2 separate regions of the Homo sapiens genome follow, and region 2 is linked to region 1. A link is a loop called in an ENCODE intact Hi-C map of the cell type or tissue named here. Cell type or tissue: ovary. All regions are shown on one strand. Each heading gives the region's core, and the rest is flanking DNA. Links, peaks and the distances in the headings are about the cores only.

Evidence for each region. Hi-C counts contacts between places; a loop is a spot of excess contacts. Peaks named below come from ENCODE experiments on the same cell type or tissue, not always from the same donor. Only the 100,000 strongest peaks of a DNase experiment are listed, where the experiment ranks them.
Region 2: it touches region 1 in a loop (2.7-fold over the local background); 7 of 110 quality-filtered maps call a loop at or near these places.

What each region holds. Positions count from the first base shown.
Region 1 is chr9:109,025,420-109,041,916 of GRCh38, reverse strand. TMEM245 (transmembrane protein 245) reads left to right here. Exons shown (of 18, transcript NM_032012.4): 15 at 3,800-3,900; 16 at 5,537-5,711; 17 at 8,416-8,610. Among named protein-coding and RNA genes, the nearest start is that of MIR32, 13 kb to the left of the region's middle. RefSeq lists an enhancer at 4,920-6,119. In ovary, for the core only: no CTCF peak of the experiment used is centred there; a DNase peak (open chromatin) is centred at 5,576; H3K27ac peaks cover 3,695 bases.
Region 2 is chr9:109,092,174-109,108,670 of GRCh38, reverse strand. TMEM245 (transmembrane protein 245) reads left to right here. Exons shown (of 18, transcript NM_032012.4): 2 at 101-218; 3 at 2,062-2,163; 4 at 15,080-15,196. Among named protein-coding and RNA genes, the nearest start is that of TMEM245, 20 kb to the left of the region's middle. In ovary, for the core only: a CTCF peak has its summit at 9,838 (motif pointing left); a DNase peak (open chromatin) is centred at 9,804; H3K27ac peaks cover 7,731 bases.

The DNA of each region.
Region 1 (16,497 bases), core at 1,430-9,429:
TGTAGCGATCCACCTGCTTCGGCCTCTGACAGCGTTAGGATTACAGGTGTGAACTACCGCAACCAGCCAGACAACAAATAAAAATGAATGCTATATATTTATAGTTTGTAATAAAATGTTACATTGTGAAATGGTTAAATCAAGCTAATTAATATATTCATTACTTCACGTACCATTTTTGTTGTGAGAACATTTAAGAGGTACTCTTAGCAGTTTTCAAGTATACAATGCATTATTATTAACTGTAGTCACCATGCTGTACAATAGATCTACTGAACTTATGCATCCTAACTGAAACTTTGTACCCTTTGACCATCTCTCAGCCCCTGGGAGGCTGAGGTGGGAGGATCACTTGAGCCCAGGAGGTGGAGGTTGCAATGAGCCAAGATTGCACCATTGCACTCCAGCCTGGGTGACAGATTGACACCCAGTCTCAAAAAAAAAAAAAAAAAAAAAAAAAAAATTTGTAGGATGGCAACCACATCCTACTCTCTACTTCTATGAGTTCAACTCTTACATTCCACATGCAGTATTTGTCTATCTGTGCTGTGCCTGGCTTATTTAACTTACCATAATGTCCTCCAGGATCATCTACGTTGTCGCAAATGACAGGATTTCCTTCTTTTGGGGGGGCTGAATAGTATTTCCTTGTGCACACACCACATTTTCTACTAATAGCCACTGCTTATTGAGCATCTACTGTGCACTAGGTCAGTTACTAGGTGCTTCAGATGCATTGTCATTTAGCTTTTCATGGGTTGAATTGTTCTTCCTGCCAGCATCCACTCACATGAAACTGTGAGGTTTAACCTCATACCTTGAGGAGATATGTGGTGAGGTAGGAGGCAGTGGCTTCTGGGTTGGTGTCCGTGGACTATTAGTTTTTTCGGAATTGAGAGATTAAAGCTAATATTAGTTATAAAGTTAAATAGATACCGTATGACCCAGTATCTCCACTCCTAGGTATTTACAGACGAGAAATGAAAGCATATGTCCACAAAGACTTGTACACAAATGTTCATAGCAGCATTATTCATAATACCCCCAAACTGGAAACACCTCAAATGCCCATCAGCTGGTGAATGGATAAGCAAGTTGTAGTAGATCTACATAATGGAATACTACTCAGTAGTAAAAAAGGAACCAACTACTGATATACTCAACAATGTTGGTGAAGCTCAAAAGCATTATGCTAGGTGAAAGAAACACCAAAAGCTACACGACAACGTGAATGTACTTAGCACTATTGAACTGCACACTCAAAATGATTCAGATGCTAAATATTGTGCCATGGATATTTTGCCACAATTTAATACAAAGCTATATAATGTATGGTTGTGTTTACGTGAAATTCTAGAAAAGGCAGAATTATAGTGACAGCATATCTAGTGGCCATCAGAGGCCAGAGTTTAGGGAGGGTTTGACAATAGAAGGGCATGAGGGAACTTTTTGGGGTGATGGAAATATTCTACATCTTGATTGTAATGATGGTTATAGAATGTATATATTTGTGCACATTACTGAATTGAATGCTTCAAATTGGTGAGTTTTATTATTTGTAAATCATAGTTTAATAAAGCTGATATAAAAAAGAAGAAAAAGTTGCTAGGAATTTGAGGGAGTTAAATTCTGTTTTCTGGTAAATTGTAAGAGGATTTTTCTCTGCTGTTTTATTTATAAAACTTGTGTGCCAGATCACAAGTAATGAGGTAGAGGGGAATATATTGTCTTTTCATCCCTCACTAGGTTACATGAATATGTTTAGTAACTGCAAACAATATACAGTGCATTTAAAAGTTGCCTTGAGAACATTACCAGCAACCAATATTCTCAGCAGTGAAAGAAAGAAGACTGCTGTCTTCTCCACGTGGTCCTTACTGGATTGAGCCTTGGTTACTTGCCACCCAGAGGGGTGATTGAGTTGCAGTATTCTGTTGCACCTTTGATGTCAACTTATTTTTGGCTTAAATTTTTTAAATAACATAAGGTTAAAGAAAGGATCACATCTCTATCTTTTCCTCATTGACCTCCCTAGTTCTAGACAAATTCTATACTTTTTTCCTTTCTTTTTCTCTGTGGTCGATTATGTCATTATTCCCTCCCCCTCAAAACCTACCTTCTCCCTTGGTCTCCGGGAATACTGCACTCTAGTGATTTTCCTCCTACTACGGAAATGATTTCATTACCTCTCTGGCTGGTATTTCTTTGTCTTTAGGTCCTTTATGAAAACACAACCTGTTGCCCTATTTTCTCTCCACTTGCCCTTTTAAGATGTCCTGTACTCTTTTATAATTATTCTGGTGCGTCTCAGATGTCTTGTTCTGAATTTTCTATTAAGCCTTGTCTCTTATTTCAGCTACCTCTAGGGTATTTTCATCATCCTTTTTGAGTTCCTGTTGCCCATACTAAACAAACTGCCCTTTTCTTGCATGCCTCTTCCATTCTGGCCTTCTCCATGACTTTGAGACACTGCTATTCTTTCCCCTTCAGGTTTAAAACCTGAAGCTCTGTTGTTTTCTTTTTGCTCTGTCCTCTCTGTTTAGTTGTTGAGCAGATCCTTGGTATTTTCTTTGGGGTCTTTCGCTTCCTTTTGGTATTTTTGATACCACTTTATTCTGGGTTCTTGTTGCAGAGTCATATGGCTCCTTTAAGACGTTCTCTAGTGAAAGCCATTGGTCCGGATGACAAAGCAGGTTTTACAATTGGGGAGCCACTCTGCCCCTGGATCCATGTCCCAGAACACTACTAAATGACTAAATCACTAGATTACAGGGCTTCACTTTGCTCCTAACAGTATACCTCTTGGGATGCTTTAGAAAAGCTTGGTGTTTCTTTTTGCATGTACAAGGTCACGTTTGCCGCTAACGTCTTCTTTTTCAACTACAGCTTTTCTTCTGTAGTGACCATATGAAGGTGCTTTCCCTGCACCCCTCTGCACCACCCCATAGAGTCCAGGTTTTTATGATTTTGTGCTGCCTTGAGATTACTTACGGGTTGCCACCTTTGTGCTCTCTGAACAGTTCCTTATTTCCCCTCCTTATAGTGCTGCACTGCCTTACTAATCTTCCAACTGAAAAACACAGAGCACCTGACATTGCAGATTTTCATGTATTGAATTCCTATATTAGTCACCAAATATATGTGTCTGTTTTTATCTCTCTTGTATTTTCCTCTCTGATTTTACTTTGGAGTTAGGAATATTTTTTTTCCCACAAATTCTCTCCCAATGACCTACTTTCTTTGATAGCATTTGTAAGAGATGTTACTTTGTAGGCTTAGTTACATAGTTTAAGAAACATAGGAAGATTTTGTTAAGGCAAAGAAAGATGGTGAAATACAAGTTACACTATCCCTTATTGGCTCTTTCCAAAAGGGGAGGACTGGCCACAGCCTGGGTTTCTTAGAGTTTAAACTGTATTCTTGGAAACATGTTATTCACGCTTAATTTTCTTTCCATTTGTTTTGGTGGTGAAATATCTGCTTCAGAGTGAAAAGTTGATGAATTATTTCAGAGAATAGGGTATTTTAAGGTGTTTCAGTTATTTTTTCATCAGAAATTTAAGGAATAGTAAACATATTTCCAAATAAAACATATTTCATATTACATAAAGAATAACTTAGTAAATGTATTTAAAGTAAGGTGTTTATGTTTCTTTGAAATAAAATGAAAATAGCATTCTCAGGCCAGCAGAAAAACTGAAGCTATTACATGATTTGGAATCAAGTGGTCACGTGATTTTTCTGAATCACGATATGACACTGTTTATTTACTCTTTCTTTTTATCTTTGGGCATTCCAGAGGGGTGTTTGATGCTTCCCTCAAAATGGCTGGCTTCTATGGATTGTATACCTGGCTGACTCATACTATGTTTGGCATCAATATTGTCTTCATACCATCAGGTAACAACCATATTGTACCTTCCACTATTCGCTATTTAAGGAAAGTTAAGCCATTTTACATACATCTAGGAAATGTCTACTTCCTCAAGTTTAAAAAACTAAATTTTTTGGCTTGAGATCGAATCTAGTCCACATTAGGAACAGAAATATGATTTGTAATGTGTTTGTTTATTGCTGTATCCCCAGCAGCTGGAACCATACCCAGCACATAGAAAAAATTGCTGTATTAGTCTGTTCTCTCACTGCTATAAAGAAATACCTGAGATTAGGTAATTTATAAAGAAGAGGTTTAATTGGCTCACGGTTCTGCAGGCTGTACAAGAAGCATAGTGGCTCCTGCTTTGGGGGAGGCCTCAGGAAACTTATAATAGTGGTGGAAAGTAAGGGGGAAGCAGGCATGTCTTACATGGCTGGAGCAGGAGGAAGAGAGGGGAGAGGTGCTACCACAGTTTTAAACAACCAGATCTCACGATAACTCATTCATTCACTATCATGAGAACAGCACCTAGGGGTGAAATCCACCCGCCATGATCCAGTCACCTCTCACCAGGTTTTACCTCCAACATTGGGGATTACAATTTGACATGGGATTTTGGTGGGGACACAGATCCAAACCCGTATCAGTTGCCCTACATGTTTGTTCAATGAATGAATGTTCTAGCACTTAGCATAACACCTAGGACATAATTGGCTCTCAGTAACGTTTGAATTGAACTGATTGGCAGGGAGCAACTTGTTGTCAAAATAGCTTTGTCCATGAGGGATTACATCCCAGGGCAAGATGAATGCTTCTGAGGGCACATAAGCTGCCTCCATACCTCTTAAGATCTGTTGTGGTGCTTCTTCTACTTTTCCTTCCTTTATTTCTATGGCTGCTTGTTTTCCTAAATATCTCTGCCTTCCACATTTGCCTCTACCACATCCCCCCCTTTCCCTATTTGTCTGTGCTTCCTTCTACATTGTCAAGTTCATTCACGTTCTTCTCTACTGTGATGTCCACAAACCTACCCTCTGACCTGCAAGCACCCTGTGAGGCGGGATGGTAGACTTGTCATATAGATGAGAGACCAGTTTTCCAAGGTCATGTACCTGGCTTCTGGTAGGACCAGAACTAGAAACTACATTTGCTTTACTCTTAACTTGGAGAGAAGCCAGATGGAGGAAGAGTGCTTGAACATACTGCTCTGGAAGGGAATGACCTTGAAGCAGGGTCCTTCAACTCAGGATTTTTTCTGTTTATTTTTATTATGCTGAGGTTTAGAAACTAATTTCTGATTGGGCTTTGGACTCAGTACAAGTTTTGACACATGTTCTGTAGGTGTATTTATAGGACCGTATATTAACTATTGATTGATAGTAGCAACTACAGAACCCTTGAATTTTATTGCTTAAGAAGAGATCCATAAATAAGACACACACTTAGAAAGATTTTTAGTATCACATTTTAAGATATTGAGCCTTTACTTAGCTAGAAAATTCAGTTAGATAGGGCATATCATTTCCCTAATATTTGAGTTTGTGAGTATTTAACTTGTTTTGTTGGAAGTTGTTGAGGAGGAGCTACTGCTTAGATTCTTTTGCTTTGTTAGTGTTTTGCTGATGATGTTAAGTTGTTTTTCTTTTACTCTTTTTTCAGCATTAGCAGCAATCCTTGGAGCAGTGCCATTCCTGGGGACATACTGGGCAGCAGTACCTGCAGTTCTTGACCTGTGGCTGACACAAGGGTTAGGATGCAAGGCCATTTTACTGTTGATTTTTCATCTCTTGCCAACATACTTTGTAGATACTGCAATCTACTCTGACATATCAGGGTAAGTAAGCCACAGAATTTCTTATTAGTGAATCATCCAGGCATTTCCGTTTTTTTTTTTTTAAAGGAGGATTTTTTTCTCCTGGGGGTATACAAAAGAACTGGTAGTAGGAATTTTCAGTGAAATAGCCTTTTGTGTTCCCACAAATGAAATTTTCATTGAAAATAGTATTGTTTACAAGGCATGATATTTTGGGGTTTTTTTTTTTTTTTTTGGTTGTTGTTGCCCCAGAGTTCCAGAGCAACTTTTTTTTTTTTTTTTTTTTGAGACAATATCTCTTTCACTCAGACTGCTAGAGTGCAGGGTGCAGTCATGGCTCATGGCAGCCTTGAACCTTGAACTCCTAGGCTCAAGCAGTCCTCCTGCCTTGAACTTCCCAAGGCACTAGGATTACGGGAATGAACCACCATGCCCAGCCAATATTTTCTTATTACATATGTAATATTTATAATATATATGATGTCCTGGGTTAAAACCAAATTGTGAATAATTTTCTCTTGATTTAGTGACATTTAACCTAGAAAAGAATTATGACCAGATGTACATCAAATATTTTAAGTACAGTGAACAGTTAATGATTATTTTTATCTCTTCTTTGGTTTTGGAGAAAATGTTGTTAGATTGTATGTCTGAGGATATCCATGTGAAACCAAATCTCAGCAAGTTAATTTCTGGCAAGCAGAGCTCTCTAAAGATATAATTGGAATGGTTCTATGATAAATACAGGTTAAATCTAAGTCAGAATCAACACTTTAGCCATATAATACAATAAATAAATGTCTGTTTTTATAGGTTTTGACATCTCTTTTAGAAATTGCATTAAGTATATCAAGCCAGTTCTCAGTCACATTAAAACTTGAGAGAGAAAATTAAAAAGCTGAACATCATAGTGTGGTTAACTAGTGTGTCACAGTTGACATTTGAGCAGGAATAAGTATGATTAATACTTAAGTGCTTTTATTTCTTTAAACTTTGCTGTAAATTTTATATTAAGGTTTACAGCTGGAATTAAAGAAACACTGTCTTTTTTTTTTTTTTTTTTTTTTTTTGAGACAGAGTCTCCCTCTATCACCCAGGCTGGAGTGCAGTGGTGCAATCTCGCCTCACTGCAACCTTCGCCTCCCAGGTTCAAGCCATTCTCCTGCCTCAGCCTCCTGAGTAGCTGGGATTACAGGCGTGCACCACCACACCCGGCTAATTTTTGTATTTTTACTAGAGATGGGATTTCACCATGTTGATCAGGCTGATCTTGAACTCCTGACCTCAAGTGATCCGCCTGCCTTGGCCTCCCAAACTGCTGGGATTACAGGCATGAGCCACGATGCCCGGCCTAAAATACTGTCTTTAAACGTTGTTATTGGGAAATGAAAGGTTTGGCATAAATTGTTTTATTTTTTAATAGGTTAAGCTTTTATTCATAAACTCCCACACGTTTTTATTTTTTTTAAAAAAAGCTTTAAGGCTGAGCATAGTGGCTCAAGCCTGTAATCCTACCACTTTGAGAGGCCGAGGTGGGTGGATCACTTGAGCCCAGGAGCTCAAGACCAGCCGGGGAAACATGGTGAAACCCGTTCTCCACAAAAATATAAAGATTAGTTTGGTGTGGTGGCACATGCCTGTAGTCCCAGCTACTCAGGAGGCTGAGGTAGGAAGATCACTTGAGTCTGGGAGGTCAAGACTGCAGTAAGCTGTGATTGCGGCACTGCATTCCAGCCTGGGTGATGGAGCGGAATAAAAAGCTTTAAGCATTTTTGATAGTTTTCCTTGAATGTGTTGTTTAGGGAAGAAGTTTACTTAGCAAACATGGAATACTGCCCTAAATCATTTTTTTGGAATGAGAAAGACAAACACATTATGAATATAATTTATTGGTTTCCTGAAGACTGGTTCTCCACAAGTCTTACTTTGATTTAGCTGTAATATAGAACATCCTTCCAGGATATTTAGTTATTTGCCCCTCACTGAATTGTTCTTCTCATCTATGTTTAAAACTAGAAACAAACAGAATGTGACTTATTTCCCAGTCCTTCTGATGTCAGTGGTCCTTTCTTGTCATTATCAATGTGCTATGCTACTGTGTTCTGTTTTATTTCATTCCGCTTACATAAGTGATACTGTAATAAGCTGGAGGGCATTTGTGATTCTCCTGTGAAATAGAAATCTTGGGCTTTGTGACAGATATTTTCCTCAGGAGGCCTTTTATCATCACCTATGTTAAAAACTATATTTTAGGAGGTTGCCAAAAGTCTGACCTATGAGTAACAGGGATGCTCTCATTGTTGCTGTCGTCATATAAAAGCATAATTAACTGAATTACATGCTAAATTGTGCTCACTTAATTATCCTTGATGGAGGTTAACTTAACAGGTGACTCCTAACCAGTCCCAAGCCAACATTAACCCATCATAGGCAGGCACCTGTAATGGGTATAAAATATCTGTTAACATTGCTGGCTTTATTCTTTCATTCCTGGAGCTATAAAAAGAGGCAGATGTCATCCATAGGAAAAACAATTGTTGCATCTCAATATTGTTGCATCTCAATATTATTGCAGTCAGTGTTCAGTTGTATGCATCGAGGTGATCTAAAGAAAGCTGATAATATGCTAAAAAGCATAGTGTATTAAAGAATGCACATTGTATTAGAAATGTATTTCAGATTTTTTCCAGTTTTTGTGTGTTAAAGGTCGTGCTCTTTATTCCAGAGGTGGCCATCCTTACCTGACAGGCTTGGCAGTGGCCGGTGGAGCATACTACCTAGGCCTGGAAGGAGCAATCATCGGTCCTATTCTTCTCTGCATACTTGTGGTTGCTTCCAATATCTATAGTGCCATGCTAGTGAGTCCCACGAATTCAGTTCCCACGCCAAACCAGACCCCATGGCCTGCTCAGCCTCAGCGGTGAGTTAAAGCAGAATAATCATAAGCTGTATTTATACATTGAACTGTCCTGTCTCTGTATTTGATAAGTAGCTTCATCCAGACTTGTCAGGATAAAGGTATTTGAGTACCAATGCTGTGATAAAGGTTGCAGAAGACACTAAGTAAATACAAATCGTTGGCAGAGTTTTGGGTTTCATATACCAAGAAAATTTAAAACCTATATTGGGGCCGGGAGCAGTGGCTCACGCCTATAATCCCAGCACTTTGGGAGAACAAGGCAGGTGGATCACCTGAGGTCAGGAGTTCGAGCCCAGCCTGGCCAACATGGCGAAACCCCATCTCTACTAAAAATACAAAAATCAGCCAGGTGTGGTGGCACCCGCCTGTGAACCCAGCTGTTTGGGAGGCTGAGGCAGAAGAATTGCTTGAACCCAGGAGGCGGAGGCTGCAGTGAGCCCAGATTGTGCCACTGGACTCTAGCCTGGGCAACAGCATATAAAAAAAAAAAAAAAAAAAAGACCTATATTGGGTGAGAATTGTTAATGTCTTGAAAAGCCAAAAATAAATTTAAAAAATCTAATTCTATGCGGGACATGGTATACCAGATTGAAAGAGACTCAAGAAATGGACAACCAGGCCAGATGTGGTGTGGCTCATGCCTGTAATCCCAGCAGTTTGGGAGGCTGAGGTGGGCAAATCACCTGAAGTCAGGAGTTTGAGACCAGCCTGGCCAACATGGTAAAACCCCATCTCTACTAAAAATACCCCAAAAATTAGCCAGATGTGGTGGCAGGTGCCTGTAATCCCAGCTACTCGGGAGGCTGAGGCAGGAGAATTGCTTGAACCTGGGAGGTGGAGGTTGCAGTGATCCGAGATCATGCCATTGGATTCCAGCCTGGGTGACAGAGCGAGACTCTTGTCTCAAAAAAAAAAAAAAAAAAAAAAAAAAAAAAAAAAAAGGAAAAGAAATAGGACAACCAAATGCATTGCATGAGTCTGGGATAGATTTCTGGATTGGGGATGGGAGGAATATTTCTGAAACAATTGGGGAAATTTGAACATGGACCATATGTTAAATAATATATCAATGTTAAATTTGGTTTAACCAATTTAACAATGATACTTCGATAACCAATGATACAATGATAACCAGTCATAACCAATGATATTTTGGTTCTGTAGAAGAATGTCCTTTAAAGATGACGTGTCATGATGTCTGCCACTTATTTGCAAGCAGTTCCGCCAGAACTGGGAGAGGGAGAGAGGAAGTGACTGTAGCAAAATGTTAACAATTGTTGAATCTAGATGAAAGACATATGGTTGTTAATTGTACCGGCATTTCAATTTTGTGTAGGTTTATACATTTTTAAAATACAAAGTTGGGAAAAAATTATTTGGGACACCAATATAGAGTTGCAACATGTTATTTTGTAAGTACAGATATTAAAATAAAAAGTACTGTTATCTGCTGTCACCAGCATTTCATAAAATAAATTATAATGTTTGAAAATTTTTCTCAATTGTCTTATAATTTTCTTAAATTTCTTTAGGTATAATTTATATATGGTGAAATGTACATCTAAATAGCCAAATGTACCTCTAAATAGACAGGTTGATTTTTTCATGTACTCACACCCATGTAACCACTACTCATATCAAGGTATAGAATATTTTTGTTGTTCTGGAAGGCTTCTCCCTGCCTCCTCTCAGTCAGACCCCACTGCCTGCTGATACTCTAACCATAGTCACTTTTCATTAGTTTTGCCTGTTTTTGAACTTCATATAAAAGAAATCATATAGTAGGTAGGTACTCTTGAGTCAGTCCTCATTGCTCAACAGTGTATCTGTGTGATTCATTCATATTGTTGGATGTTTTTCTCTGTTCATGGTTCATTCTTGCATTGTTGTCTAATCTTCCATTACATGAATATATTACAATCTCATTTAATCATTGTAGGACTAATAGATATTTGGGTAGTTTGCAGTTTATGTCTGTTTTAATTCAAGATGCTATGAACTTTTTAAAAAAAATTTCTTATTTTGCCACGAACGTTTTTGTACATGTCTTTTGGTGGACATGCGCACAGTACTTACTGTAGTTGGACATATACCTAAAAGAGGAATGTCTGGTTATACATCTGGTTTTAAGTTTAGGTGGATACTTAAAAACAGTTTTCTATGTTATGTGCCAGAAATTACATTTTAACAACAAAAAAGAAGGACAGTCTCAGAATAAAAAGTAAAATGTTTTGAACTTTCCGGAAACTATATGGCATTCTCCTTGTTATCTGCAATTGGAAAACACTAGTTTTCCTGCCACTGGATATTCTCGTGTAATCAAGGAGTCACTGACAAGTTGGTTCTGACAATGCATTTAATGAAAATATTTTATACTTTTATGTAAAATTCTTTAACAACATGATTCTGCTTAATTTTGTTTTTAGTGTTATATTTTGTGAAGAGAGACATTGTCCTTTAACTCAGAACAAATGCAGTAAAGTCTCTGAGTTAGAGCTGGTTAGGGGGCCATTTTAGCCAATGCGTGATCCTTAGTTGATGGCAGGGGAAAATCAGTTTTTCCAAAAGAATAAAAGGAGAGGTGCTTCGGTGATTTTGACAAGGGCCTTCCCAATTTGGTGGTGGTGACACTATGATATCCTTTTCTGCCTTTGCCTCTTAAAGACAAGTGCTCAGATACCTGAGAAGCCAGCGGTGCTCGAAATCAACAGAATGCACTTGCTAACTTGAGGCTCTGTTCCATGGGCTCACCAAACACAAAGAAAAAAGATAATTGATCAATATTTTGCTGTTATTTTGAGAAAAACTTAATGATTTCAAGTTACTAAAGCAAGAGTTAGTATTTAAGGTGAAATGAAAGCAACTTAAATGAATTCTTTTAGAGGTAATAAACCTTTTTAACTCTTTGTCCTTCTAAAAGTACAAAATGCTTATGTGGCGTGGCAGAGTAGAAAAAGATAACGTGAGGACCCATATAGCCTTTGTCTTTCAAAGTTACTCATGCATGAGTTTAAAGAGTCAAATTTCTACAAAACTCAGTGAAAAATAAGGACAATAAGGACTTTGCCTTCTCCCTCTTCTTCCTTTTTCTAAGAGGAACCACTTTTTGACCCTGTATTATTTTGATATTTACCTCCATATCTTGAAGTGACGTATTTATTTCTGATTTGGTCATATATAGGCATCATCTAATAACTTCCGACTTGGAAGGTTAGAAGTTAGCTTTCACTACCCATTCCCCCAAAACAAACGGTGATACTGGTTAGATCAGTATTCAGGTTTTACATTATTATGACTTTAAATTATATTCATATTTGAGCCTTGTCATATATTCTAATATTTCTTTACCCATACGACTTTTGCTTTCTCTTGAATTAATAAAGATACTGGTTTTTATTTGCTTTGCTTTCCATGTACTTATAACTAATCCCATCTCAAGCTCTGCACCAGGCACTCACCTCTCCACTTGGTATGTTCAGTCGCACCAGGCATAGTTGGTCTTCTAAAGAAGACTGTCCTAAGTGCCCTGGTCTGCCCCAGTGGAGTGCTGTCCTTTTGGCTTGCTGTTCAGCGGTCACCTTGGGTATTCCCTCAACTCTCCCTTGCATTGGAATCCTTATTTCTTATACCCTATATAATTTTCTTTCTTGATTTCTTCCTTTTTGGTGGAGCACATCCTCTTATAGATTTTCGGGAAAATATGCATAGGAGGTAAATTTTGAGGGATGATGCATGTCTGAAAAAGCTTTTCCTAATGTCAAACTTAATCCGATAGCTTTCCTATGTAGAGAATTCTATGCTTGAAATTTTTTCTTTAACATTTATTTCTTCATTGTTTTCTGGCTTCTAGGATTGTTGTTAAAAGTCTGAAGCAATTTTTATTATTTATTCTTGTTAATTTGACTGTTTGAAGACATATAAGATCTTTTTGTTTATCTACGGTTTCTGTCCTGATGGGCACTTGCTAAGACCTTTAAAAGTGAAAACTTGTGTTCTGGTGTTCTGACATTTTTCTTGAGTTGTTTCATGATTTCCTTTTCTTCTTTCAGAAATTTATTTTATTTTGACTTTGACCCTCATGGACTGGGCATTTCACATTTTACATCCTTTCTCTCTTTTTTCACTTGTGTCTTTTTGGCTCCATTTTCTGGGTGATTTCTTCAACTTTATCTTGTAGCTTTACTATAGAGGTTTCCATTTCTACTTGCACATTTTTTTCAGTTTCCTTTATTGAGGTATTATTTCCTTAGAGTAAAATGTACCTTTTTAGCGTACAGGTTTATATTTTGTATGACATGTAACAGATTACACATTTAGCAGCTTAACGTACATTTACGATACAGCTTCTGTGGGTCGGGAGTTCAGGCAAAACTTGGTTGGGTCCTCTGCTTAGGACCTGAAAATCTGCAGTCAGAGTTGGGGTTTCATCTGTGGATTGGGGTTCTCTTTCAAGCAGTCCTGTTGTTGGCATAATTCATTTCCTTGTAGTTGTATAACTGAGGCTCATGGCTCCTAGAGGCTGCCTCTCTTCATAGGCAGCTGATAATTTGGGTTTTTGCTTCTTTAAGGCCAGCGGGAGAGTATTTTTCTAACTTTGGTCTCTGACCCCTAGACTTTTTAAAAGAAGAGCTCGCCTGATTAGACCCAGCCCACCCAGCATAATCTCTTTTTTTTTTAAGTCAGCTAATGAGGGACATTCATTATATCTGTAAAATCCATCCACCTTTGCCATACATGTTGAGCATCCCAAATCCCAAATCGGAAACTCTCCAGAATCAGAAATTTTTTGAATGGGAACATGATGCTCAAAGAAAGTGTTCGTTGGAGCATTTTGGATTTTTTTTTTTTTTTTGAGATGGAGTGTCACTCTTGTCACCCAGGCTGGAGTGCAGTGGCATGATCTTGGCTCACTGCAACCTCTGCCACCCGGATTCAAATGATTCTCCCGCCACAGCTTCCCGAGTAGCGGGGATTACAGGTAGGTTCATGCCACTACGCCCGGCTAATTTTTGTATTTTTAGTAGAGATGGGATTTCACCATGTTGGCCAGGCTGGTCTCGAACTCCTGACCTCAGGTGATCTGCCCTCCTCAGCCTCCCAAAGTGCTGGGATTACAGGCATGAGCCACTGTGCCCGGCCAGCATTTTGGATTTTAGATTCTTGGATTTGGGGTTAGTATAATGTAAATATTCCAAAGTGCAAAAAAGATGTGAGTCACTTCTGGTCCCAAGCATTTCAGATAAGGGACACTAACCTGTATTAACAGAACCACAATATCAGGTATTGAAGGTGTTTGGCTGTTGGCTCATGTTAAGAATGAGACATGGCCGGGTGCGGTGGGTCACGCCTGTAATCCCAGCACTTTGGGAGGTCGAGGTGGGTAGATCACCTGAGGTCAGGAGTTCAAGACCAGCCTGGCCAACATGGTAAAACACTGTCTCTACTAAGAATACAAAAATTAGGCATGGTGGCATGAGCCTGTAATCCCAGCTACTCGGGAGACTGAGGCAGGAGAATCACTTGAACCCAGGAGGTGGACGTTGCAGTGAGCAGAGATTGCACCATTGCACATTGCACCACTGCACTGCAGCCTGGGCAACAGAGCGAGACTCTGTCTCAAAAAAAAAAGAGTGAGACACTCAGAAGCTGTGGTGGATTGTGATATGTGTTACCATAATATGATGTGGCAGGGCCACTGCTTTGTCCAGCCCTTAATGTCAGTGATTTTGGTCCCCTTTTTGGGCTTGTATATTCCTCAAAGAAAGAGCTTCTAATCTCCTGGCTAGAGACTAAAAGCCTGGCTGCCAGCCTCCTGGGAGCCAGGAGGAGGAAAAGGTCTGGACAGCCTTCAAGATGTAAACATCCACTTAATCTCCCAGTGTTGGGATGGATGCCCACCCTCATTTCTGCCTGTTGTGCACTAGTTCAGACGCTTTTTGTTTTACCTTCTCCAGAGGGGAAAAAAACCTCTAGTTTTCTGCCAAGGAGGGGAGAGGGTGGAGTCAGCTGCTTGGCTGGGGTGGGAGGTGGGGTGAGGATATCAGAGGGTGTTGTCTTACTGCTCTTTAAGGAAACTGTAAAGCAGTCCTGTGTTTACCCCCATCTCCCACCCTACTTCCGGAGTTACTTGATGTCACCAGTTCCTAAACCTTATGGGGGATTTCGCTGAATAAATCAGAATGTTTCCTGGCCTTTCTCACTACTGGTTTAAGATCCAGCTTTTTAGGGTCTTGTGTTAGTCTGTTTTTCATTGCTATAAAGGAATTCCTGAGGCTAGATAATTTATATAAAGAAAAGAGGTTTATTTTGGCTCATGGCTCTTCAGACTCTACAAGAAGTATACTGCCAGCACCTGCTTCTGGTGAGGCCCCAGGAAACTTCCAATCATGGTGGAAGGCAAAGGGGGAGCAGGTGTGTCACATGGAGAGAGAGAGAGGAAGCAAGAGATGACAGGCTCTTCTAAACAAACTGCTCTCACCTGAAGGAATAGAGCAAAAACTCATTTATCATTGTTGGGGAGGGCACCAAACCATTCATGAGGGATCTGCTCCTGTGGCCCAAACACCTCCCACTAGGCCTCACCTTCAACATTAGGGATCACATTTTAACATAAGATTTGCAGGGGACAGACAGCCAAACTCTATCACGTATGCCAGGTCATAGCAGTCCCACCCGCTTTCCACCTTCTTAGAATTTGTTGCTTTTGCCTCTTAGTTCTTTTTTTTTTCTTTCATGGCCTTTGCTGTCCGAGGTGCAGCCGCACTGGCTTTCCATCAGGCCTCAGATACACCAGGTGCCATTGAAACTCTGGGCCTTTGTGCACGCTGCTTTCTCTATCTGGATAATCCTCCATCTGGATAATCCCCCATTTTTCCTTCTTAACGAACTCCTAACTATTCAGATCTCAGTTCAAATGTCAGTTCATCAGAGAAGCGTTTCCTACCCCCAAGATTAGGTTATGGCCTCCTTGCCAGTTTAATGTGTTTATAGTTTGCACCTTGTACTTTTTTTTTTGTAGTGCAGTTTTCATTTATACACTTGATTATTTTTCTCTCTCCCCCATCCCAACTTGACTATAGTTGCTGTTACTGCCAGGACCAAGTCTATTTTAATTACTGATGTCAACCTCTGTCAACAGTATTTTGTACTCAGAATGCTCAATTCCTAGTGGAAGGAATGAATGGGCTGTGAGGGAATAGTATCTACAGAAGCATGAGCTCTGAAAGGGCTTGGCTTTTTCTAGGAATTTGTATATTGTTACAGTGTGACAGTAGAGAATAGATGGTTGCATTTTATTAAGCAGACATACCTCTTAATTCCACACTGCAAAAAAACTTGTTAGACTACTATCTTCACACAGATGAATGCCCATTCTCCCTAAGGAAAGATTGTAGGAAGGAAGACCTTCTCTGCTGCTCACTGTTGATAGTGAGAATGTAGTGGATACAGCACAGCTTTGGGCTCCCAACTATTTTGGCCTCTGCTGAATAATCAGAACCTTTCACTTCCTCTGTTCTCTATTAATAGTGGGCTTGTTTAGGGAGATGGGATGTGTAGGGAAAGGCAAAAACACCCCTGTAGTCATGCATACTTTCTGGATTTTTGGACAGGATAATCAGACTTGCTTTGATAGACTTCTTTCACTTCTACTAAAAATTGAGCAGCAGTCTCTGAATATTAAAGCCCAGAAAATCCTGTAAGGCATATGTCCCAGGAACTCTTTCAGGGATGCTATTCTCCATATTGTAGTTTTCCTTTGCCCTCTGTTACACCTTGAGAGGAAGGTGACAACTGGAATGTGGTCCTTTAGGAACTCAGCTTTATCTTTCTCTAGGGAAGATTGAGTAACTTGTGGCTGTTTTTGTACACGCTTTCTTAACCTGAGGT
Region 2 (16,497 bases), core at 5,417-13,416, 63 kb before region 1:
CCAGAGCATTCCTGCTGTATAGACACTTACAGATTTTGTATAATTGTATGTTCATTTTCACGTGTATAGATTTTACAGCTGTGTCTTTCATTTATTTAAGATCTGGACGTTGGTGGTTGGCTATGTGTTGACTGTTTCATTCAAGTGGAATGCAAGCACTGAACGCTACTTGAGAGCAGTTTCAATTCCTGTCTGGATTATATTGCTTTTTCATTTAGGTGGGTTCCTTCTTTTTTTTTTTTTTTTTTTTAAGTCTAGCCTAAGGTCAGCAGAGGCTGACTGTGTGAATGAAAGTGAATTTTTTGTAGTGTCATATGTTGCATTTAACATTCTTAATCTTTAGAAAATGTTATGCTTTAATCTTTCATTAAATTTTAATGAAAATGATGTGCTTTAAAATGTCTTTAATTATGTTCATTTTCCAAAAGGTCCTTTTAAAAGTCAATACATCTTAAAAAGTAGAGCACCCTTGGATTCTCATATCATTTCTGAGTGTCATACTTAGGGGAAGATATAGATAAGCAGTCAACGATAAGAGGTGCTCAGAGACATGTGTGAGAACCAGTTAAAGGAACTAGAGATGTTTACTCTGGATAAGAGGAGGGAACTGGGGCTCTAGGGTGGGAAGGAGATAGAGGTAAGGAGGATATAAGACATGAAAGCCTATTTCTAATATTTGAAGGACTGTCCTGTGAAAGAGTGCTTTAAACAGATCTCTGTAACCATGAGGGAGAGATGTCAGAGTTGTGAGTTAGCTTCAGAGAGACAAATCTCTTTTCCACATAAGGATGATTCATGTCAGAGCTGCTCAGAGTAATGGGTTCCCTGTTATGTTAGCTGGGTGGCTGCTCAGATGTTGATTTTTCAGCGTGGTACTTATGGTTGAGACTTTCATCTCCCAAGTTTGAGCCAATGGAAACACTAAGTTCTAATTTAACAACACAATTCAGTAACCCAGAGCAGCAGATAGCCTTAAAGTAGTTTCTAGAGCTACTACTTATTGTTAAAAATAAAATAAAAAACAGCTATGTCTCTGTCTTCGTTTGATGTCAAACAAAGCATTATTCTCTAGCTTTGTTGAGTTGGAATGATAGAGGAATTTATCTGCAAGAACCCGTATGTCAGATATGACTCATTTTGAACTCAGGGAAGGCAGAGGAGGGAGGCAGGCAGGCAGGGATGTTTTATGAGGTTCTAGGTGGACTCAGGGAAATGGTTATGGGTAGGGACCTGTTTCTTGGTGACTTGTGAACTTTTTTTTTTTTTTTTTTTGAGACAGAGTCTCACTCCATCGCCCAGGCTGGAGTGCAGTGGTGTGATCTTGGCTCACTGCAGCCTCCACCTCCTGGGTTCAAGCAATTCTCCTGTCTCAGCCCCCCAAGTAGCTGGGATTACAGGCATGTACCACCACGCCTGGCTAATTTTTTTTTTTTATTTTTATTTTTAGTGGAGATGGGATTTCACCATGCTGGCCAGGCTGGTCTCGAACTCCTGACCTCAAATTAGCCACCTGCCTCAGCCCCCCAAAGTGCTGGGATTACAGGTGTGAGCCACTGCGCCCAGCCAACTTGTAAACATTTTTGCATTATACACTGAGGAGGAGACATTGATGGTTTTGCTGTGCTCTTTTGGGCCATTCTCTTTCTTGGGAGAGAAAGTTCACGCCCGGTGGTATTTTCAAGAAACCAAGGCAGACTTTATGGCTTTGAGATCTATGCCTAATTCTGGTCATTCTGGGGTGAAGTAGATGGTTTGAGTTCGGGATGGTTTTAGACCTTTGGTATACGTTACAATAGACTCTCTTTAATAGAACCCCATTAAAGGTAGGCAGGCATGTACCCTATCCATTTGACCAGGGGCCTCTGAGAGCAGGGATGAACTTAATTTTGAGAAATCTTGAAGTTTATCTAATGGACTTAAATTTTTTTTTTTTTGCCTGATAAGTAATTCTGTAACTAATATATATACCAGATTGTTCTGTCAAACTACAAAACTGAGTTTTGTAAAAACAAGTACTAGGTTTTTATTTCACTAAAAATGTTAATTCTTAATAATTTGCAGCATCCCTGGCTGGCTCATGGAGAATTCCAGTATTCCTGGTTATTGTTTTCCTGATGTCTGTGGGTACCCTCTATGAAAAACAGAATGGAAAAGAGTCTTCTGGTAAGAAATAGGGCATTCTATTAATACTACTCTTTGAAGTATTTTGGAGAGTAGCTTTTTAAAAAATGCTATGATGAAACAGCTTTGAATCTATTTAAAAACCTATGATGGTTTCTGAGTGGAAAATAAATTGTTTAAAATATTTTAGGTTGTTAGACCATGATTTGTTTTGGTATTATTTTATTGAGGCATGTATAACTTAAAGTTAACCATAAGCCATTGTATTTTAATTTTATTAAAATATTTTATTTTTATAAAATAAAATATTTTTATTTTATTTTTTAGTGACAAGGTCTTGCTCTGTTTCCAGGCTGGAGTGCAGTGGCACAATCATAGCTCACTGTAACCTTGAACTCCTGGGCTCAGGGGTTTTCCAACCTTATCCTCCCAAGTAGCGAGGGCTACAGGTGCAGTAATCACGTAAAAATGGCCTACAGGCCGTGCGCAGTGGCTCACGTCTGTAATCCCAGCACTTTGGGAGGCTGAGGCAAGCGGATCACGAGGTCAGGAGTTCGAGACCAGCCTGGCCAATATGGTGAAACCCCGTCTCTACTAAAAATACAAAAATTAGCTGGGCATGGTTGGCATGTGCCTGTAGTCCCTGCTACTCGGGAGGCTGAGGCAGAAGAATTGCTTGAACCCAGGAGGTGGAGGTTGCAGTGAGAGCCGAGATCGCACCACTGCACTCCAGCCTGGCAACAGAGCGAGACTCCGTCTCAAAAAAAAAAACAGGCATACAATATGTCACAATGTTGTGCATCCATGACCTGTATCTAGTTCCAAGACATTTTCATTACCTCAGAAAGAAACCCTGTACATATATCAGTACTTCATTCCTTTTTATGGCTGAATAATATTCCATGGTAAGAGCACACCACATTTTGTTTATTTACTCATCAGTTGATGGATATTTGGGTTATTTCTACCATTTGTCTATTGTGAATAGTGCTGCTATGAACTTGTGTGCAAGTATTTATTTGAATACACGTTTTCAGTTCTTTGTTTACCTATGAGTAGAATTACTGGGTCGTATGGTAATTCTGTGTTTAATTTTTTAAGGAACTGCCAAACTGTTTTCCACAGCAGATGTACCATTCAGATTTCTACCAGCAGTGTATGAGGATTCTAATTTCTTTGCATCCTTGCCAACACCTATTATTTTCCACTTTTTGATAATGGCCAGTCCAGTGGGTGTGAAGTGGTATCTCATTATGGTTTTCATTTGCATTTCCGTAATGACTAATGATGTTGAGCATCTTTTCATTTGCTTTTTGGCCATTTGTTTCTCTTCTTTGGAGAAATGTCTATTCAAATTCTTTCCCCTTTAAAAAAAATTAAATTGTTTGCCTTTTTGTTGTTGCGTTTTAGGAATTCTTTACATATTCTAGATACTAGACCCTTATCAAATATATGATTTTTAAATATTCCATTGGTGGGTTGTATTTTTACTCTCTTGATAGTCTCTTTTGATGCAAAGAAATTTTTTTGATGAAGTCCAGTTTATCTACTTTTTCTTTTATTGCTTGTGTTTTTGATGTCATCTGACAAACAATTGCCAAATCCAAGGTCGTAAATACTTACCCTTAAGTTTCCTTTTAAGAATTTTATATTTTTATCTCTTATATTTAGGTCATTGATCCGTTTTGAAATAATTTTTGTAAATGATGTGAGGTAAGGATCCAACCTCATTCTTTTGCCTGTGTATATTCAGTTCTCCCAGCACTGTTGAAGATGGCCTTGGCACCCTTGTCAGAAATCAGTTGACCATATATATATGGGTTTATTTCTGCCCTTTCTGTTGTGTTTCACTGATCTATATGTCTCTCCTTAATGTCAGTTAACACATTCTTTTGATTACTGTAGTTTTGAAATTGAGAAGTGTGAGTTCTCCAACTTTGTTCTTCCTTTTCAAAATTGTTTTGACTATTTTGGGGTCCCTTGCATTTCCATATTTATGATCAGCTTTCCTGTTTTTACAAAAAAGCCTTTTGGGATTTTGATAGGGATTGCATTCAATCTAGAGATCACTTGTGGGCGGGGGGGAGCATTGCCATCTTTACAATATAAAAAGACAAAACCACAAAAACCTTACAATTTATGAGCGTGGGATGCATTTCCATTTATTTCGTTACTCTTTAATTTTTTAGTGTTTTTTTTAATTTTAAATTTTAATTTTTGTGGCTACATAGTAGGTGTATATATTTATGGGGTACATGGAATGTTTTGACACAGGCATGTAATGTGTAATAATCACATCAAGTAAAATGGGGTATCCATCCCCTCAAGTATTTATCCTTTGTTATAAATAATCCAATTATACTCTTAGTTATTTTAAAATATACAGTTAAATTATTGACTATAGTCACCCTGTTATGCTATCAAATACTAGGTCTTACTCTTTTTAATTTTTTTTTTCTGTTTTTGAGATGGAGTCTCGTTCTGTTGGCCGGGCTGGAGTGCAGTGGCATGATCTCAGCTCACTGCAGCCTCCACCTCCTGGGTTCAAGTGATTCTTCTGCCCCAGCCTCCCGAGTAGCTGGGATTCCAGGCACCCGCCATCATGCCTGGCTAATATTTGTATTGTTGTAGAGATGGGGTTTCACCATGTTGGCCAGGCTGGTCTCGAACTCCTGATCTCTGGTGGTCCGCCTGCCTTGGCCTCCCAAAGTGCTGAGATTACAGGCATGAGCCACCACGCCCTGTCCATTTTTTTAAACTTTTTGGTACCTATTAATAACCACTTCCAGCTTCCCCGTACCCTCTCACTATCCTTCCCAGCCTCTGGTAACCATCCTTCTGCTCTCTATCTCTGAGTTCAATTGTTTTGATTTTTAGATCCCACAAATAAGTGAGAACATGAGGTGTTTGTCTTTCTGTGCCTAGTTTGTCTCACTTAGCTTATATGGCCTGCAGTTCCATCCATGTTATTGCAAATGACAGGATCTCATTCTTTTTTTTTGGCGGAATAGTACTCCATTGTGTATAAGTACCACATGTTCTTTTTCCATTTATCTGTTGATGGACATTTAGGTTTCTTCCAAATTTTGGCTATTGTGAACAGTGCTGCAACAAACATGGGAGTCAGCAGTGTTTTGTAGTTTTCTTTGTATATGTCTTAGACCTTTAATTTATTCCTTATTCTTTTTGATACTATCATGTGGAATTGTTTTCTTAATTTTCCTTTTGGATGGTTTATTGCTGCTGGGTAGAAATACAACAGATTTTTTGCTTGTTGATCTTGTGTCCTGCAGCTTTGCTGAATTTATTAGCTTCAGTAGTTTCTTTGGTATATTCTTTAGGATTCTGCATATGTAAGTTCAGTCATCTGCAATAGGGATAGTTTGACTTCTTCCTTTCTAATTTGCATGCCTGTAATTTATTTTTCTTGCCTGATTGCTCTGGTTGGAATTTCTAGTACAAAGTTGAATAGACCATGTGCTTTTAAAGATTATTTTGAGGTACCCTGGCTGTGAGTGACCTATATCTGCAAATAGTTTGTTAAAGGTAGAGGTCTCTAATGAGTTGTAAGTGGGGAGGTTGTCAGGATATAGTAGTGGTCCTCAAATCATCAGATCAGACTTCTGGTTACCCAGCCGTGTGGAAGCAGCTGTGACTGGAGAGGTAAATCTGAACACAAAGCTTCTACAGTTGACCAATACTTTACTCCTTGCTTCTTTCTGATGGCGATAATAAACTCCAAGAGCAGATTACTAGCTGCAGTATGTTTTAAAAAGAATTAATTTCTCAGATAATATGTGTGTTGCAGTAAAGTTAGGAAATACAGAGAAACAAAAGGAAGAAACTAAAAATCACTCAAAATCTCACTGTCTACAGATTATACCAAAATGTTAACTAATAGTTGTTTTGCCTTTAGGCTTTTAAAAACACAAAAAAACTAGATCACAGTGAACATTCTGTTTTGTAACCCACATTTTAAACTTAATTATGTCATGAGGAACTTTCTGTGTCAATGAATACACTTATAGAGCATTATTTTTAACATCTTCATTTTATTCTCATCATGAGGCTGTTTGTGGTACTCTGGTGTATTTGTACAGGTACCTTGTAAAAGTTTTTAAAAATTAATTTGCTTTTTATTATTTTATTTGATAAATGAGTAATATCTAACAATTGTAAGCCATATTTTTATTTGTAAATATATATTTAGAATTTTAAAATTCCTGAAACAAAGTAACCATAACTATATATCTCTCTGACAGTGGAAAATAGGGAAGATTTTATTTTATTTTATTTTATATTTTGGTGTCTAAGTTTTCTTTGTTCAGCCTGTCTTCCTGGTTATAATCTGTTAGACTCTGTGGTTATATATCTGACTAGTGGAAGTAAATTTCCTGTTTTGGCAACTGCTGTAGAAAGCTTGGCAGTTTCGACTTGTTTTTCTGGTTAGTTTTATCTCCTTTGTTTTCTTTCACCTAATGGCAAGTGACTCAGACAGTTCTGCTTACCCTTTACCTCTTATGCCAGAATGGTTTCCCCTTTTGACTGCTTTTGTCCAGGGCCAAGTAAGTAATTGTTATAAGAATATAAGTAATGCAAGTCTAAACCAAAGGTTGTGGTTGGGTTTTCTCTACGGTGTAAATTCTAGTCATCTCATGACAGCAGCCTAGAAAACTGTAAGGGTAATAAGACTTCTAAGACCAATTTTTGAGCAAGGGGAAAAAGAAGACCATGGTCGATTATGAATACTAGCCATAAACTTAGAGTAGTGATGTGCTGATATGCAAGCCAGATTGCTGTTATTTGTATTACAGGCTATGACAAGGAAGGAAATCACAGACACACAGAATAAATGTTGAGTACAGATTTGGAAATCTTGGTTTTATTTATTTTGTTTAACTTTCATTTCAACCTGTGTCAAGATAGGTGATTATTGATCTAGAATCCCTTTCTGGACTTCTAGTCTAAATAATCCTCATCATAAAATAAATCTTTTAAGTGTTTCTTTTTCCTAAATTTCTGAGTATTTTTTTCTTCTTGCCCCTAAGAACATCGTTTCTTTTTAAGAATCAGAACTCAAACCATCTGGTGTGTAATGGGACAGCCCTTCTCTTGTACTTACAGTCAGTTTCCTGCTGTAGATGTCACTGTAATATAGGTAGGTACAGGAATGCTTTAGTATACTGCCACAACAGTGTGTGCATCGGCTCTTTCCTTGTCATTTCCAGTGTCCCGTTGTATCACTTGCTCTTGTTTTCCAGTCACTTGTGTGGGTATCTTTCTCTATGTCTTCTGAGCTTTGAAGGTTTTGTGCTGTGGTTCACTAGACTCACAGAATTAGTCCTGGATTTCATCAGAATTCAAAGCCTGAGTTTGGTTCCTAGACCCAGAGTACTCTTCTATTTATTTATTATTCTTATTTTATTTTGTTTTTAGAGACTAAGACTCGCTCTGTTGCCCAGGCTGGAGTGCAGTGGTGGTGTGACCATAGCTCACTGCAGCTTAACTCCTGGGCTCAAGCAGTGCTCCCACCTCCGCCTCAGAAAACTCTTCTTGTGGATCATTGCTGAGTTAGTTTCAGTGGTTGCTTCTGAACCCAAGGGTCTTACTCAGTGGTTTTCTCTTAGACCTGAGAAGTTCTAACATAGTATTTCCCAAAAGCTTAAGATAATAAGGGAAAAATATTTAAGTGCCTGTCATGAGCCAAGAACTTTCAAGTGCTTTTAAATGTGCTATCTTTTTAAATCCACAAGCAAACAAAACAGAACTCAAACAAATAAATCTTTGTAAGATAGATGGTATCTTCATTTACAGATGAAGATACTTCTAGAGATTAACTGACTAGCCTGCAGTCACACAGGTGACTAGTGGAGCTAAGATTTAAACTTAGGTCCTTGGCCAGGCATAATGGCTCATGCTATAATTCCAGCATTTTATGAGGCCAAGGCGGGAGGATTGCTTGAGCCCAGGAGTTCAAGACTAACCTTGCCTGGTCAAGATAGTGAGACCCTGTCTCTACAGAAAATAAATAAATACATAAAAATAAAATAAAATAAAAATTAGCTGGGTGTGGTAGTGTGCATCTATAGTCCCAGCTACTGGGAGGGTTGAAGATGGAGGATTGTTTGAGCCCAGGAGGTCAAGGCTGCAGTGAGTAGTAATCATGCCACTGTACTCCAGCCTGGGCTACAGAGGTGAGACCCTGTCTTAAAAGTAATAATAATGATAATAAATAAATAAACATAGGTTCTTGACCCTAAGCCCAGCGTTCTTTCCCCTCCCCAGGCTCTTTGAGTAAGTGTCAGTCATCCTGAAAAAGTATTGAGTACTCATCCTTCTTGCATCAGTTGTAGTTGTCAGCTCCTTCAGTTTTCCATATTGGTCCTGTTGACTTAACACAACTACATGACCTAGCTTCCTTGCCTCCTAGATCCCAGAAACCTTACTTAGTAGAAACCTTATGGCTTAGTCTGTTTTGTCCTGCTGTGACAGAGTAACACAGACTTGGAAACTTACAATGAACAGAAATTTATTGGCTCACAGTTCTGGAGGCTGAGAAGGCCAATGTCAAGGTGCTGGCATCTGGTGAGGATCTTCTTGCTGTATCATCACGTGGTACAAGGGCGAGCAAGAGATGGCTGGGGCTGAACTCACCCTTTTATAATGACATTAATCCTACCCATGAGGGCTGAGCCCTGATGGCCTAATCACCTCTTAAAGGTCCCACCTGTTAATACTGTGGTAACGGCAATTAAATTTAACATAAGTTTTGGAGCACAAACACTCAAACCATAGCACCTGGAATCCACGTTCAGTATGTTCCCTTGGCGTCTGAGGAAAGAGGTACACTAGCATTGTTATCTCCTATAAGTAAGGCTGTGTTAGACTCTTTAAAAATACTCTTAGTTTTTTTTAAGCAGTCTAGTGAGATTGGTGTTATGCTTATTTTACAAATGAAGAAACTTAGGCTCAGAGAGCCATTTTCTCTGAGTATAAGAAATTTCTTCAAAAGTTAGTGAAACAATCATCAGATATATCTATAATAGCCTGGATACCCAGCCTGAGAAGTACCAGCAAGTACAGCTGAGTGCTGTTCCTCCTGGCATTGGTAATTGTTTGTAAATGACTAGAAATGTCTTTGCAGAGATGAATCCTGATAGTTGCCTTACTTGTTTTGGGATAGCATGAGATATGAGTGAACAAGTTTGGTTCAGTCAAGCCCAAATTGGAAAAAGGGAGCAAACCAAATGTTTTACTGCTCCCCTCCCAGTCCCCACTTCTGATACTGCAAGTTAAACAGGCCTAGAGAAAAGTCTACTGGTCCATCTCCAGGCCCTTGTGACGTGATACTAGAAGCCATTGAGAGGGAGTTGTATTTTCCACATTAGTAATGGAAACAGAAGCCTTCTTCAAAGGGAACTTTGCAGGCTGGGGAGGTGTTATTTGGTATGCGGTGCCTGCTTCCAATAAGCATGTTTGGATGTATTTCTGGTAACTGCTGCTATCCCTGTGAAAAAGAATGGAGTGGATCAAGAAGTATCTCCTTATTTAGACTGGATTTAAAGTATATTTACCCATGCTTATTAAAAAAGTTAGTCTGCTCATCGTTGAGTTGTTGTATTAACAGACACTGTCTGACCTGTGGTCTCTTTCTTGTGTGCCGGACTCTGAGTTTCTGCCCCCTGGTGCTAGGCTGCTAATGTCAGTAGCATGCTTGTTTGGATTTGTGTAGATCCCTGTTATTTGGCTTCTGCTTAATGCTGGCCCTGTCTCTGGGTAGATTGATACCTGAAACCTTGGATGTTCTTTCCTTTTTTTTCTTTAGTCCTTGAGTCCCAAGATTATGTTCCCTTGTTTATGTGCCTATTTTTAGCTGTGGCTTTTAAATACAATACCATTCTAATACCACAACTTGGCCAAGATTCTCAGTCCTGGCATTGTTCTGTTCAGTTTATCATCTCCCTGCCTGGACTGTTGTTTTTTGTTTTTTTTTTTGGACTCTGATTCCAGGCCAATTCCTTGTGGTTTTTGAGGTGCTGAAGGGTATCATTGAGACAGAAGTCATTAAAATACAGATCTGTTGGATAAAAGCAGTTTGCCAAATCTTATATTCATAATTTTCAAATACTTTGTTTATTTTCTCTGTGTGCTACTCCTTTCATGCTTTTGTGAAGTCTGAGGTGCTCGAAAAATGTGCTGAGTCATTTGTGTATTAACTAGAAAAATAGTGCAGTTTCCATTGATGTAGCTAAGCTTTACTGCATATTTACTGCATATTTTAGTGCCATTAGCAAGTTGGAGAGTTATTCCTTAAGCCACAGTTTTGAAGATTTAATTGATTGGGTTTAGCTTTTTCTCGAATCTTTCAGTGCCTACTCTACAGATACAAGATATTTTGCTTAGCTCTGTGGAGAGATCTAAAAATGTCTACTAAGGGAAGATAGATGGCTATACTATAAAGTAGAAAGGGGAGGAGAGGTACAAAGAAATACTACAGAAGGGTTAGTGGCTTCTGCTTCTAGTTTATACTGTCGAAGCCAACAGATTGATATTGATGATGATGATAGCTAACATTTATTGAGTACTTCCTACATACCCAGCATTGTTCTAAACTTTATTTATTTATTTTTCAAGACGGAATCTCTCTCTGTCGCCCAGGCTAGTGCAGTGGTGCCATCTTGGCTCACTGAAGCCTCTGCCTCCCGGGTTCAAGTGATTCTTCTGCCTCAGCCTCCCAAGTAGCTGGGATTACAAGCATGCGCCACCATACCTGGCTAATTTTTTTGTATTTTTAATAGAGACGGGGTTTCACCATGTTGGCCAGGCAGGTCTGGAACTCCTGGCCTCAGGTGGTCTACCTGCCTTAGCCTCCCAAAGTGCTGGGATTACAGGTGTGAGCCACTGTGCCCAGCCAGCATTTTATATGTATTATTTCACTTCATTCTCAAATGAGATACGAATTTATGTAAGCCTCATTTTTACACATGAGGAGACTGGGACATCTCGACGTTAACTAACTTGCCTATAGCCATCTAAGTAGTAAGAATAGACCTGGGATTTGAACCTGGGGAGTCTTCTTTCCTCACCTGTGCTTCCAGCCACTGAATTGTGCTGCTTCCTCATAGCAAATGTGAGACCTTCTATGCCCTGGTCCCAACCTCCCTCTGCATTCTTACGCCACTCTGCTCTTCTCATTCACACTATCTTCCGGTCTTATTGAACTTCCTAGAGTTCTTTGAAGAGGGCACCTCTGCTTTTTCTTGCCTTTGTGTCTTCATATTTGTTTTTTTGTCTTCCTGAAACACTTTTCTACCCCTGCTCTCTAAGACACCAGTCTCTCAGGAGCTTCCTCTCCAAGATAGAACTGTTCTGTCTTCTTTATCTAGCTTACTTTTGTTAAAATGGATTTAAAGGATGGCATCTTTCAATATTCTTGTCAGACAGCTCCTTTGGAAACCCTTCCCAGACCTCCCTGCATGGATTTGATTTCCACGCTGCTCCCTAACAGTTTACACTTACTTTACATTAGCTCTTAAGTATCAGACTGAATTTGAGACCAGGGGCTTAGTCTCTTATATCAGCATATAGCCTAGTCGCCTATTTGGTGAATGAATGCTTAGTAGGCATTTAGAAATGTAAGATAAAATGCAGCTGAACTGAAAGTCCATTATTTGAAGAGCTATCCAATGATCTTGTTATTTTGCAAAAACCATCAAGGGACTTACTTTTCTTACAGTGTCTCAAGATGAGTAACCATTTAATTAAATTACTTTTGAAGAGGCCAGTTCAGTAATTAAAGACCCTTGACTAGTCTGTAATCTTATGTAAGAGAGAATTCTTAATTTTTAAAATTTTTGACCTGAAGGTCTTTGTTTTTGTTTTTCCTTTTTCTACTGTACTGTCCCAGGCCATTAGGTGTTCCCAAACTTTGCTCTTGAGTGGGGCCTAAGAGATCCCTCCTGGGTGTACTGCTGCAAAGCTAAGTCTTGCCCCATCTCTGGTGTAGGTCAGTTTGTTTGTGGAACTTTTTATTTTTGAGACAAAGTCTCACTCTGTCACCCAGGCAGAGTGCAGTGGTGTGATCTTGGCTTATTGGCATGATCTCAGCTCAATAATACGATCTCGGCTCACTGCAACCTCTGCCTCCTGGGTTCAAGCGATTCTCCTGCCTCAGCCTCTTGAGTAGCTGGGATTACAGGCGTGTGCCACCATGCCCAGCTAATTTTTGTGTTTTTAGTAGAGACGGGGTTTCGGCATGTTGGCGATGCTGGTCTCGAACTCCTGGCCTCAGGTAATCCGTCTGCCTTGGCCTCCCAGAGTGCTGGGATTACAGGCATGAGCCACTGCACCCAGCCTGTTTGTGGAACTTCTATCTGAAAGTCTAAAAATAACTCTAATATGCCAAGAATCTTCATCCAGCTCTGCTATATATTCTCTACCTAACCATAGTCTGGAAACCGGGATACCTTCGTCTCTTTGATTCCCTTCATTGCTTCCTCATCAAGTGTGGTCCGCTTTGACTCTTCTACGTCTCTTTAACACAGCCGCTTTTCCCTGTTTCCCCTGTTGTGGCTGTAGACCACACTGGCATCATGTCTTGCCTATAGTACTGCAACAACTTTTCTCCATACGTTATAGGTCCCCTCTAGTCTCTTTTTCTCCAGACAAGCAAGAATGGTCTTATATCTCAAATGGATTATTTATTTACAGGGTGGTGAGAGGGGTGAGAGGCAGTTGAGTGTGGTTATAAAAGGTCAACACGAGAGATCCTTATAGTGATGATGCTGTTCTGTATCTTGTGTCAGGGGAAACTGGACAAATTGTGGTACACTGGGATTATTTCTTGCAACTGCATATGAGTATACTTTTATCTCAATAAAATTTCAGTGAGAAGAAGACTACTATCCTGTTTGAAACTCTTCAGTGCGTTCTTCTTCCTCTTAGAATAAACACTAAAGTCCTTCATGTGGTGTTCTGTGATCTGCATCATCTGGCTTACCTCTCCAGCCTTGTTTATTTGATACCAGTTTCTTACTAGCTGTCTGTGTTCCAGACACACTGACCTTCTTTCACTGTCTTTAATATGCCGGGTTCTTCTCACAGCTTTCCTTCTGCCCAAGATATTGTTAGGATGTCACAAGATACCCAGCATTTCTTTTTATAGCAACCATAATTTCTATACACACGTTTATTTGTGTGGTTATTTAATTCATACCTTTACTATACTCCCTGGGGGCAGGGTCTGTGTCTTTATCCCCAGCACACAGTACATGTAAGAAATGAAAGACACTGTTTTTCTCTGTCAGCCCTTTCTGTCTTATTGGCATTTCAGGAGGACCTTGGATACACAGGCCAGGAGAGTAAGGTCCTAATCCAGAAATCTAACTTAGGCTTTCCTCTCAGACCATGAGTTTGAATTTCTCTCATATTGAGAGATACGATACCCTATCTAAAAATGAACTCTTTCAGGTCACAGGGGCATTTATTAGAGGAGGGACAGAGTATGACTGAGCAAGGTGAGTACTCTTATCCTGATGTCTGAATCTACCAAAGATCCACCTCAGGCTCTGGCTTGCTGCTATCTGGGAGAGGGCTAGCTTTGGATATTTGGGTATGTGGAGTTAATTAACTTGGAGCTGAAATTCATCGGCTTTCTGAAGGATCATGGCTCTTTTCATTGGGGTGACAGAATCCTATGTTGCCATACGGAGTCTTGGCCTACCAAAAGTAATGTCTCAGTTGTATGAGTGTGGGTGTATGATTTGGTGACTAGGAATTGCTAGTGTTCTTAGTTGTGAACAATAGAATCTACCCCAGGTAGTTTAAATAAATAGTAGGAGGTATTGGTTAGCATTTACAATTTTTGCACATGGAATTTCTGGAAAGACCAGACAATTAATCTTGGAATCTGACACAGGTGGAAGCAGTGCAATCAGGAGAAATGCTCAGTGACACTGAAGGACTGTTTGGGCAGAGGGCCACGGCTGCTGCTGCTCGCCGTGAAGTTAGAGATCAGACATCAGAACTTCTGCTAAGTTGCTGCGGAAAAACCATATGCCTTCCTGACTGACTGTGTTTGATACAAGAGCTCTGGCTTTCAAATTACAGTGTGCCACTTCAGGCTCTCAAGTCCTGCACAGGTGTACCTGCTTGGTAGAAACTGTGTCACATGTGAGACCTCGGCTGCAGGGGAATCCAAGAAATACAATTTTTTTAGCTCTCCAGTCTAGTGTGCAAGAAAGTGTGCTAGAACCCGATGCTATGTGAGCTATTCTTCCTTGTCTGCTATAGAAGGTTAAAGGTTGACAGACTTCCTTTGCCAGTGAATGTTTTACTTGAATTTAGTGCAAATGATTGAGCTTGGTACTACCTATTAGGAATTTAACATGGAAATATATAATGTGAAACAACGTCATGATGTTCCTTTAGATTTTCAAGTGGTGGATTTTGCCTGTACTGAGTTATGTAATTTATAAATCTATATGGTTTTGCATAATAGCCATATATTCGCATACTCATTTGTGGAATGTTGTTATGACCACCAATTGTGGATTATCTCGTACTAACATGAGACCTAGTCATACAACATAGCCTAAGACAGTCAGATCAGGGAGCTCACAGACTTGATGTGGTAGTGTTTTTCAATAGAAGTATGCATTAAAATCAACTTGTTAACAAATGTAAGTGTGGGACTCCAAGTTTACATGTGTAGTGTCTGCCACATCCACCAGCATTAAGTTCCCAAAGGAGGAAGGTATACAGAGAGTCAAGGGATTTGCTTTTTTAGCACACTTTCATGTCAATTCTTAATGGTTCTTCCTTGGTGAAGAACCACTTATTCAGTGGGTCAGTAGTAACCATTTTATTTTGTTGTTGTTGAAAATGTTGGACTGTGTTTAAATTTGCAGCCATTATTTCCTACTTTAAAGAGTTTTGAAAATGGATGCTTCTTTTACAGGGGCAGAGTTACCAGGGCAGGTTATCTCCATGGCAGCTTCTACTCTGGCAAACTTGGCCATCTCTATCACAGGGTATGAATCAAGCAGTGAAGACCAGCCCTCCACTCAGCCTGCAGGTGACTGATGTTCTGGTGACATTCAAGGTTATTCTGGAAAATGAAATGTACATAGAAAGTAAAATTCAGGACACCAGCATCACAAAATGCTACTTACTCCTGCTGATCCTTCATTTATTCTCTTTGGTTCCTATTTTTATGCCCTTTTCCCTCTCATCTTTGTTCTCATATATCACTTTTTAAATACATGTAATTATGTAACTTCTTGAGTTTCTTACCTTGGTTCTTTGTTCTTTCCTTTTTAAAAAAGGCTTTTCTTATTTTTCTTCTGTTATTCATTGCTTTTGTTTTTCTTATTTTCCTTTTCTCCGTCTCCATTTACCTTTCCCACATTTCCCTCCACTTTACGCATATCTTATCTTGATTTCTTATTTTCCATTTCTTTCTTCTACAACTGTCAGTTCTCCTCCATGATTTTATTTTGCCCTATCTCTTCCTGTTGTTTTTTCTTTCTTTTGTTCCCTTTTCCCAACCCTTTTTTTGGGGAAGACTTTTATTTTCCATCTTGCAGTCATCCATTTCTCTGTCATTCTTTCTCTGAAAGTTTGCATGCTTCATGTGTTAATATATTGACCCCTCAAACAGACCCCTCTGGTTGTTTTGGACTCGTTGTCCTGTGTGGCCTGGCTTTGGGAATTGCAGGCTCCTGAGGAATCCAGCTGGTAGATATACCAGCTGTAGAGTCATGCTGTACTCTTGCAGAGTTCCAGAATGTAAAAGGCCACCTTAGTCTGTGCTGAGAGATCCATTAGTGCCAGAGGTATTTGGAGTTAGGGAATATTTAGAGTGAATTCTCCTTGAAGAACTGACTTTAGAAATGTCAGCTAAGATAAAGGAATTTGGTGTAGTAGGAACACTTATTTTTCTTGCACATGGAATTATGTTTCCAAAGTGGAGAGGAAATGATATTTTGGTTTTGGACTCATTCTTCCAAATATCTGTCACACCCACCATCATGAAGTTTCCAAATTAGAAAGATAACTCAGAGCAAAGTCAAACAAAAGCATCTGTTAACTAGCTTGGGCTTTAGCCCTGCACTTTTAAGGGTAGAATGTTGGTCCTAGTGAGGTGAGCTGACTTACCAGGGTGCAAGTGATCTCAGTAGTAAAAATTGACTCATAGCTGAACTTTTAACATTAAAAACACTTAAGGAAATTATGATACAGCACTTGGTGGGCTACTGTATGATTGCTTATGAAAATTATGAAACAACAGGGAAGTCATTCATTCACTTATTTAGTGAGCACCTCCTATATATGAGATACTATTGTATGTGCCAGGAATTCAGTGGAGGGAGAACA